Linked DNA regions of Mus musculus: region 2 is linked to region 1. The links are chromatin contacts, found by POLR2A ChIA-PET in ENCODE. All regions are on one chromosome and are shown on one strand. Each heading gives the region's core, a stretch centred on a gene start or an enhancer-like site at or near the end of the contact. The rest is flanking DNA. Distances are from core to core; before and after follow the strand shown. Region 1 holds the start of Patz1 (POZ (BTB) and AT hook containing zinc finger 1). Region 2 holds the start of 8430429K09Rik (RIKEN cDNA 8430429K09 gene).

Evidence for each region. ChIA-PET counts read pairs that join two places held with the same protein, here RNA polymerase II (POLR2A).
Region 2: POLR2A ChIA-PET joins it to region 1 with 27 read pairs in embryonic stem cell. The contact joins the promoter of 8430429K09Rik here to the promoter of Patz1 in region 1. POLR2A ChIA-PET finds 5 or more read pairs at or near these places in 3 of 5 experiments (Patski and embryonic stem cell).

Annotation. Positions count from the first base shown.
Region 1 is chr11:3,288,296-3,292,513 of GRCm38, reverse strand. Patz1 (POZ (BTB) and AT hook containing zinc finger 1) reads right to left here and starts at 2,057. Exons shown (of 4, transcript NM_019574.3): 1 at 630-2,057. The coding sequence starts at 1,900.
Region 2 is chr11:3,450,302-3,454,519 of GRCm38, reverse strand. It overlaps 8430429K09Rik (RIKEN cDNA 8430429K09 gene), which reads right to left and starts at 2,083. Exons shown (of 4, transcript NR_028317.1): 1 at 1,780-2,083. It overlaps Rnf185 (ring finger protein 185), which reads left to right and starts at 1,564. Exons shown (of 7, transcript NM_001290472.1): 1 at 1,564-2,311.

The DNA.
Region 1 (4,218 bases), core at 808-3,307:
ACCTGTGGGTCCACTGGATTCTGAAGCCACCACGTCAGAGCGCATCAGATTCCAGTATTACTACTGCAAAACAGCCCTGCGTAGCCGGCTTTTATGTCTCTCAAACCTAGGGTCACATGAGGGGCAAAGCTGGAACCTACTGCTGCAGGCCAGCCTGTTCAAACTGGTGGAGGATCTAGGCCTCGGGAGTGTAAGGAGTCCTAGACACACTTGTTCAGTTCTTCCCTCCGAAGCCATTCAGGCGGGGAAAGTCGAGGGAGGAGCCCAGCCTCCCGCCCCCAGAGGGGGCCCCACGCCTGGTGCCGGAAACACAAAGGGAACCAGGGGAGAAGAATGGGGAGGCCCAATGGCTCTGGCCTAAGGAATCCGGCCCCTTCCTACAAGGCCCCTGGGAGGGTGAAGCTAGTAAGCACCCTGGTGCCAGAGAACTTGCCTGAAGGCATAGATGCAGCTCTTGGCCACACCATCAAAGTTGGAGATCTTAAAACATTTAAACATGTTATGTTCTATTAAGGTCCAGTGACCCTCTACCCCCACAAGATCCACATCCCCAGATCCTGGGAAGGATCTGTCTCGAGACAGAACTAAGATAATACACAGCAGGGAGTGGGGGAGGGTGCCATCCTCACCTGGAGAAACCTTTCCCACAGCTCTGGCAGATGTACGGTTTGCCCACTGACCCATCATGGGACCTCACATGGTACGACATTCGGTCTTTTCTCTTGAACCGCAGACCACACACCGGGCACGAGTACGGCTTCTCCCCCGAGTGGGAAAGCTTATGCCGGTTGAGATGGTATACGTCACGAAAGATCTTGCCACAGATCTCACAAGCCACTTGCTTCCTGGTCCGGCTCCTTTTTCTGGGGCCATCGGGGTCCTCGGAGATGGGTAACCCATTCTCACCCAGCCTTGGAGGAGGAAGATCGATATAGCCCAACTGGAGGCTTGTGACGCCGTGCTGGGCCTCATGTTGCCGGAGCCGGTTGGCGTCAGTGAACACCTTCCCGCACAGGCCACATGGAAGGATGCCTGCTTCCCTCAAGCCCCCTGGAGACCCAAACATGGAGTCCAGCAGGTTGGCCTTCCTGGGGCGTCCCCGGCCTCGCTTGCTAGTTAGTGGAGGTGCACTGGATGCCACATTAGGGAACGGAGAAGTCAGTAGTTGGGGGGATAGGGGTCCAGCCACCATGGGCAATCTGTCCACCCCGGGTAACACAGGCAGAGAAGCTTGGCCCGCAATAGCAGCACCTGTGGCCCTGGCAGCCTCCTCCTCGGGCTGCATACTGCCAGCAATACCGTTACTGTTGGCTGCCATGGCTGCCCCGTTGGTCATGTCCAAAGGGAAGCCCAAGTCAGAAGTCCCAGGTGGGCGAAAGAGCATGATATCAGCCCGGGCAGGGGGCACGAGGATCTGCACGTTGGACTGTTTGATTACTTCCTGGCAGATCTCGATGACCGACCTCATCAGCAGGAACTTGGCGGCCGTCATGAGCTCGGGGAAGCTCTCTAGGCGCACAACGATTCGGGACGTATAAGCGAAGTCCAGGATGTCTCCGAACACTTTGGAACTGATGGTGTGCATCTCCAGTTCGCGGCTGCCTCCAGCTCCGCCGCCTGGAGCCGCCGCCGCGCCTCCCACATCAGCAGGACCACCATCTGCAGCTCCGCCGTCGCCTAACTGGGCGCTGAACACAGACTCAAAGTACTCGCTGCAGGCAGCCAGTACGGCGCGGTGCGCTGGGAAGCTCTCGTCGCCTACTCGTAGGAGCACGTCGCAAAAGCGCCCGCCGTTTTTGCGTTGTTGGTTCAGGTTGTGCAGCATCTCCGTACTGTGTCTGCTCACCTGGTAGGTGTAGCAGCCCGACGGACCGCAAGAAGCGTCGTTGACCCGCTCCATGGTCGCTGCCCCTTCCCCACTCGCCGGGCCGGGCACCCGCCAGTCCCTGGTCCCTTCCCTTAGGCAGCGAGACGCCTTTTGCAGCGGACCACTCACACTCCCCGCACGTGCGGCCCAGGGCTCGGTAGTACTCTCAGGTGCGCCCAGCGCACACGCCCCCTGCTCTAATAAAAAGGGCTAGACCCAGCGGGGCACTGCCCCCCACATTGCCGCCCTTAACCTCCGCCGGACCCGCGTAGCACTCCCTCTCCGCCTGCCCGCCTCCCTCTCTAGGTCTACCTTCCAGGGGTAAACGAGCGAAGAGGTGCGCCCCTCCTGCAAACGCAGCTGCCACCTCCCCTCCCGCCCGCCAGGCGGCGCCGGCGCGCGGCCAAAAGGCGCGCGCGCGCGCGCGGGGAGGAGGAGGGGTCCGCCGCGCAAGCGCAAGCGCGCGCTCCGAGGCTTTTCCCGGGCCCACTGGGGGCGCGCGCTGCGTCCCCTGCAAAGCGCGAGCCGGGGTGGGGGCGCCGGAGCAAAGGAAACAAAAGGCGAAGGCGAAGGCGGCGGTCCGCGCGCACAGGGGCGGTGGCGTAGGCCGAGTCTTGGAGCCCGGCGAAGGCGGCGGCCGAAGCGAGCGGGTGGCAGTAGCAGGGTGGGCCCTTTCCCAAGCCAGGCACGAGTGGCGGCGGCGCTGCGGCCCCAGGCTCCGTGCGTTCGGAACGGAGGAAAGATGGCAGCGGCTGCACTTCCTCTTGCACTTTCACCCCTGGGGGGAGGAGAAGGAGGGGGCGATACCAACAACACCCCCCCCCCCAGCTTGCAGAAAGAAAAAAAAGCAGCGAGCTCGGCGTGGGGGGTCTCGGTCGCCCCGACTCAGCACGTGCGCATCCGGCTCCCTAGCTTGGGCCGCCTAGCGCTGCAAACTTTCCACTTTCTTTGTGCCGAACGCCCCCCCCCCTCACCCAGCGGAGGATGCACGTCCCCCATTCCCTATTTATACAACCCCCCCCCCTGCAGCTCCGCTCCGCTCGCTTCCTGCCCCCACTCCCCAGCTCCGCCAATGCTAGCGCAGCCTGATCCTCCGCCTCCCCACCCCGCCCGCGGGGCCCGGGGCTGCAGCCTCAACCACCCCCCACACACCACCACCCCCCCCCCGACCCCGGCCAATACGATCTGAGCGCCGAGCCAGCAAACCAGCTACAGCCGCCCCTCCGCTGCCCGCCCAGAGTGTAGGCGAGCGTGCGGGATGGGCAGCCAGAGCCTGTGGATCTGAGCCCCCCAGCCTACCTTGCGCACCCGCAGGTCGGACGGGCATCAGCACCCTGCCTAGTTCTCCTTTGATGGCCGAAATCCCTAGAAGTCGGCTGAGACCTCCCGCTCTGCTGCCCTAGGAAGGAGACGGGATCCCGATCCGACGCAGGCGGAACCTTCTGCCTGCCTCACACTGACCGAGGCAAATGCCCGGCACGCCTGGATAACTAGAGATAGGTCGTTTTCCCCACCCACAGCTACTTGGGCTTTGTGCCCCAGGGAGCGTGAAGTCACAAGCCAGCTCAGAGAAGGGACAGTATGATGGCGATGGACAAAATCAACGACCCCTGCATGTCCCAGCAGTTTTGTAAGAAAACTAGGGAATCCAGAGATCAAGAAGCCCCCTCGATCTTCCCCAAGCCAGAAGCTTGCTTATTAGCCCTTGCCGCCCGGCAAAATGCCGGCCACTTTGACCACGGACCGTGCGGCCAGGCTAGAGCGCATTGTCCCTAAGACGCCTGAGGATGCTATTAGGCGAGGGTTGCACACAGGTTCGTCTGCTTGGGCTGTCGCTGAGCTATTGGTATCAGAGACTGTAGGCAAAGCACGTGTACTGGCGCGAAGTTCCCACAGTTGCGAGAGGAGCGAAGCACGTATTCCAAACTTTGCACGGCTCCAAACTGAGCGCTTCCATTAAATGTAGCGGTGTGTGTGGAAAAGCATTCTGGGTATTACCATGCAAATGAACGGGACCAGCTTTCATCTCGGCTTGGGGTTCCCACCAGCGTGCGCCTAGCCTGTTACTCATCTCACTGAGGCTTTTCGGCATGGCACTGTAAAGAGGACCCTAGTTCAAATCCTAGACCTGAGCGCTCTCGTTATGTCTCGGTGCCAGTTACTTGGCTTCTGTGAGCCAGTTTTGTAACCTGTGCCCCGGACAAAGTTGAGAATTCACCCTCCTCAGACAGTTACACTCCAGATTTCCTGAATAAAATGAGGAATGAGGCTTGAGGAAAATTCCCTTACCCTAAAGAAAGACCTGTCCCCTTAAGCCCAAATCCTGTGTTAGAGCAATCTAAATACTGCTT
Region 2 (4,218 bases), core at 834-3,333, 160 kb before region 1:
AGAAAGGGCTGTAAGAGACCATGCACCAGTATGGTGGATACTTTTTAGGGACTTTGCTCAGCTTACTAGCCCACTTCCATTCTTGGGTAGTTTTGTTTTTTTATATGTATGAATGTTTTGTCTAGAAGCATATATACTCACATGTTCATGCAGCACCCAGGGAGGCCAGAAAAGGGTATCAGATCCCATGAAACTGGAGTTAGGTAAGGTTGTGAATCACTATGTGTGTGGTTCCTTGGAATCAAACCTGGGTCCTCTGGTTCCCCGTCTTCACAGCTGAACCATCTCTCCAGCCCGTTTTCACCTCCCTCCCTTCCTTCCTCTCTTCTCTCCCTCTCTCTCCCTCCCTTCCTCCTACTCTCTGTTTTTTGTTTTTGTTTTTTTGAGCTGGGTTTCTCTGTGTAGCCCTGGCTGTCCTGAACTTGCTTTGAAGATCAGGCTGTCCTGGAACTCACAAAGATCTGCCTGCCTCTGCCTCCCAAGTGCTGGGATCAAAGGTGTGCACCGCCAATACCACCTGTCCTTTTCCATTTCTTGATAAGTTGTCTAATTTTATTCCATGCCTAGTTTAAAAGGTGTGACCTTTTCTCCATCTTCTGGCAGCTGTTAGAGTTTTCAACTAGCCTTGATTGCTTTTTTCAAACTCTAATAAAGTTGTCCTGAGCTTCCTTTGAGTCTCTTCTAAATTCTTGTATTAATGATACTAAGAACCCCCCAAAGAATCTTACTTTTTCCAGGAACAGAAGGAGGAGGAGTATTCTGACCGATCCCTCAGGTCCCCCACAGGTGGAGCTAGAGATTGATAAGGTCAAGGACTCTGGGGAGAGGATGCAGGCTCACCTGCCATCTGGCGTTTGGGCTTTCACACTGGCAAGCAGAAGCTGAAAGCCATCCAGTACAGGATACAAGGCCGGTGTGCCAGCCCTACCTCAGCTTACACACAGGAATGCTACTGCTACTGCTTGTCCGAGGCAGGACGGAAGTCCCTTCTTGTTCTACAGAATGAGGTGTGCCGGCTCTCCACCCCCCACTCCCCCCACCCCTGCAACAGCACAGCTATGCAGCTTTGTAGGAGCTGCACAGCAAAATCACTCACCTGCACTGAGCACTGTTGCACTGGACTCACATGTTTTTATATATGGAAAGCTAAAACACCAATTTTTCTAGTTATTTTTAAATATAATAAATGCACTTGCTACTGTAAAAAAAAAACAATCCCTCATTGGTTACAAGTTCATCTAATTAGTTTTAAAATAAATTACCATGTATTTATTAAGTGTCTCTGTATACATGTGAAGGTCTGATGACAACTTGCCAGACTCCTTTCCTTCCACCGCTGGGTTTCTGGGGACTGAACTAGAGTTGACAGGCTTGGCAGCAAACATCTTTACCTCTGAACCATCTCATGGGCTCCAATTAGTTATACTCTTATTACCTTTATTATTTTGATACTGAAATTTCACAGATTTGGCTAGTAGAGTCTTCAAGAGAGCTCCTGGGTCGTTTTGCACATTCTCATCCATCACCACTGTTAGCATTCCTTCTAGGCTCCGCCCCACAGTTACCTGGCAACAGCGAGGTATGCCCGGCTTACTATAAAAGGGGCTGTTCGCCCCCTCCTCTCCCTTACTCTTTGCCCCCTTCCCCCTCCGCCCTCTCTCTTCACGCGTTCCTGGCCGGCCTCTCTCCCTTCTCCTCATTCTCTACTCCCTTTCCTACTCCACTTCCCATGCCTCCTCCTCCTGTTCTTCTTCTTTATAAAACAGAACAACCACTGACCTTACTTTCTTGTACAAGGCATTCCAAACTGGTATTTCTAGAACTGGCTTTTTCATCCGCCCATTATTTTTGCGACACGGTCCCATGTATCCCAAGCCTGCTTCGAAAACGACATTGAAGTTCTGACCCATCACCCGAATGAATGCTATGATTAGCTGGCGGGTACGCACATATTTATTCCCACGTCTTCACGCGGGCGAGGCGAGCTCGCCCATCCACCGAGCTGCCTTCCCTCCTCTTCCAGCGCTAGGAAACCCTACGGAAAGACCAGACGCCCTCCCCTTCCTGTCCCGGGGCGGAACTTACCAGCCGGGCGCCTGGGCCGGAGAGCAGCGCTGCACACCAGCCTTTTCCGGCTGGAACCGGAAGTTGTTCTACTAGAGGCGGCTCCGCGTCAGGTGACCAAGTTCCCGGTAGGAGGGGTCGGAGGTTCAATCTTTCTGACTGACGCGTCTCTAAGACTGGCTCGGCTACTCCGGGACGGGGGAACGGACAGCTGGCGTCGCTGGCGCTCGCTCTACCGCGGCGGCAGGTAGGTGACGAGCTGGGACGGCGGGCCCGGGAGGCATGGGACCCCCTTCCCAGGCTCAGGGATCTGAAGCCAAGGGCCAGGAGTCATCCAGTCTGGCTCTGTCCAGGTCCCAGAAGGAAGGTCAGACTGGCATCCGTGGGTACAGATTGGGCAAACTAAGGCCCCAGAAAAGGGAAAGAAGGGTGCGCACAAGCTCCCCTTCCAGACGGGGCTCGTCCTGACTCCCGTAGCCTCGGGGGCGGGACCGCCTCTCTCGTGGGTGGCGATTTGGTGGAGTGGAAAGATGAGGAATGCGGTGAACAGATTTGGGGTGAAGCGTAGGAGACCTGGACTTGAGTTCGCTGCCTGCAGCTCACTGTGCGTTCGAGGCCAAGTCTTTGACCTCCCTGAACCTAGTTCCCACAGCTGTACAACCGGGCACAGCTGTCTCAAAAGCGTGGGCCTCCACAGCACCTGCTCCGAAACCCTCCGGGATGCCGGCTCTCCAGCCCTGGGCTTTTCCCACAGCTTGTTTCGAATCTGGGTCTGGATCCTAGGAAACCTTATTTTGAACGTTCTCCTCTGGAGTCCTACTCGTGTTTGAAGCCTGCTCATCCGAAGTGCGGTCCCGCTGTGAATGCGGTACTCGATTCGAGGCAGCTGGAGCCGGCTCGATTCTATGAAACTTCTAGCTTAGGAAAGAACGCCGGAGGAGAATAACTAACTATCTTTAAAAGCTGGCGCGGGGTGGGGGTGGGGGTTGGGTGGGGGAGTTATGGCAAAGAGGCCTCCTGCTTGATCTTTGTAGCTGAAAGAGGTACAGCTACGATTAATAGGTAGGTTCTAGGGGGAAGACACATGTGTACTTACTATTAAGAATTTAACGGAAGAATTATCAGAGGTGACGACTGATGGGGATTGACTGTCTCCTTGGGAAAGGAAGTATACAGGAGGCGGCCCTTTCCAATTTAAAAGGCTCGTATTAGTATTTATTGTGACTCTTACCTCTCCACTGATAACTCTGTCTTCAGAGTGTATGTGATACTTCTTTTGTGGTCTGAGACAGGGTCTCAGGGATCTCAGGCTGTCCTCAAGCTCCTTTTGTAGTTGGCCTTGAACCCGGATCCTGCTGTTTCAGTCTTAAAGAGTGCCAGGATCACTCGTTACTTAGTACCATTATGCCTACAGAATGTGACATTTCTTTGTCTTCCCTTCTGGACTCTCCTCCCTAGTTTATATCTCCTATCAATAAGGCCAGCACACTTGATCTTATGTAATCTTTTACTGGTTGTCACATTTGTCATCCTTCTTTTCATCATCCTTTTTGGAATGATCCATTATCTGATAAAAATTATCCAAAGTATATGTTGTATTAATAAACAGGAAATAAAAATTAATTAACTAAAATTAATACATTGGTCAGTTAGTAATTTTTGTTTTACATTTAAGTTTTTAAAATTTATTTTAAGTCGGGGTCTCACTCTGACATTCAGCTCAGGCTGAGAACAATTTAGAAAGTCAGTCTCTGTCTGTCTTATCTGTGTCTCTCTGTCTTTTTCTCTGTCTATCTCTGCTCTCTTCCTCTCTGCCTCCATCCCTCTCTTCCTTTTCCAGAGTATTATTATGTAGCCCAGGGTGACTTCAAACTGGTCCCCCTGCCTTAGCCTCCCAAATGCTGGGATTGCTTGTTTTGCCCAAGGCTTTGCTTGCCAGTGGGCTCTGATTACAGAATGGAAGGCCAATTCAGTTGTTTGGGTCAGTCTTCTCTCTGGTTTATAAACTGAACTTTAATTCTTTGTCTAGCAGTGTGTGTATAGGTGTGAGAGTGTCTGCAGTTTTTAAGCTAGCTTTCTGGATGCCCAGCACATATGACCAATTCTTTTATGGTCCTGACTTGCATACCTATAGCTTTGTAATCTAACTTTAGA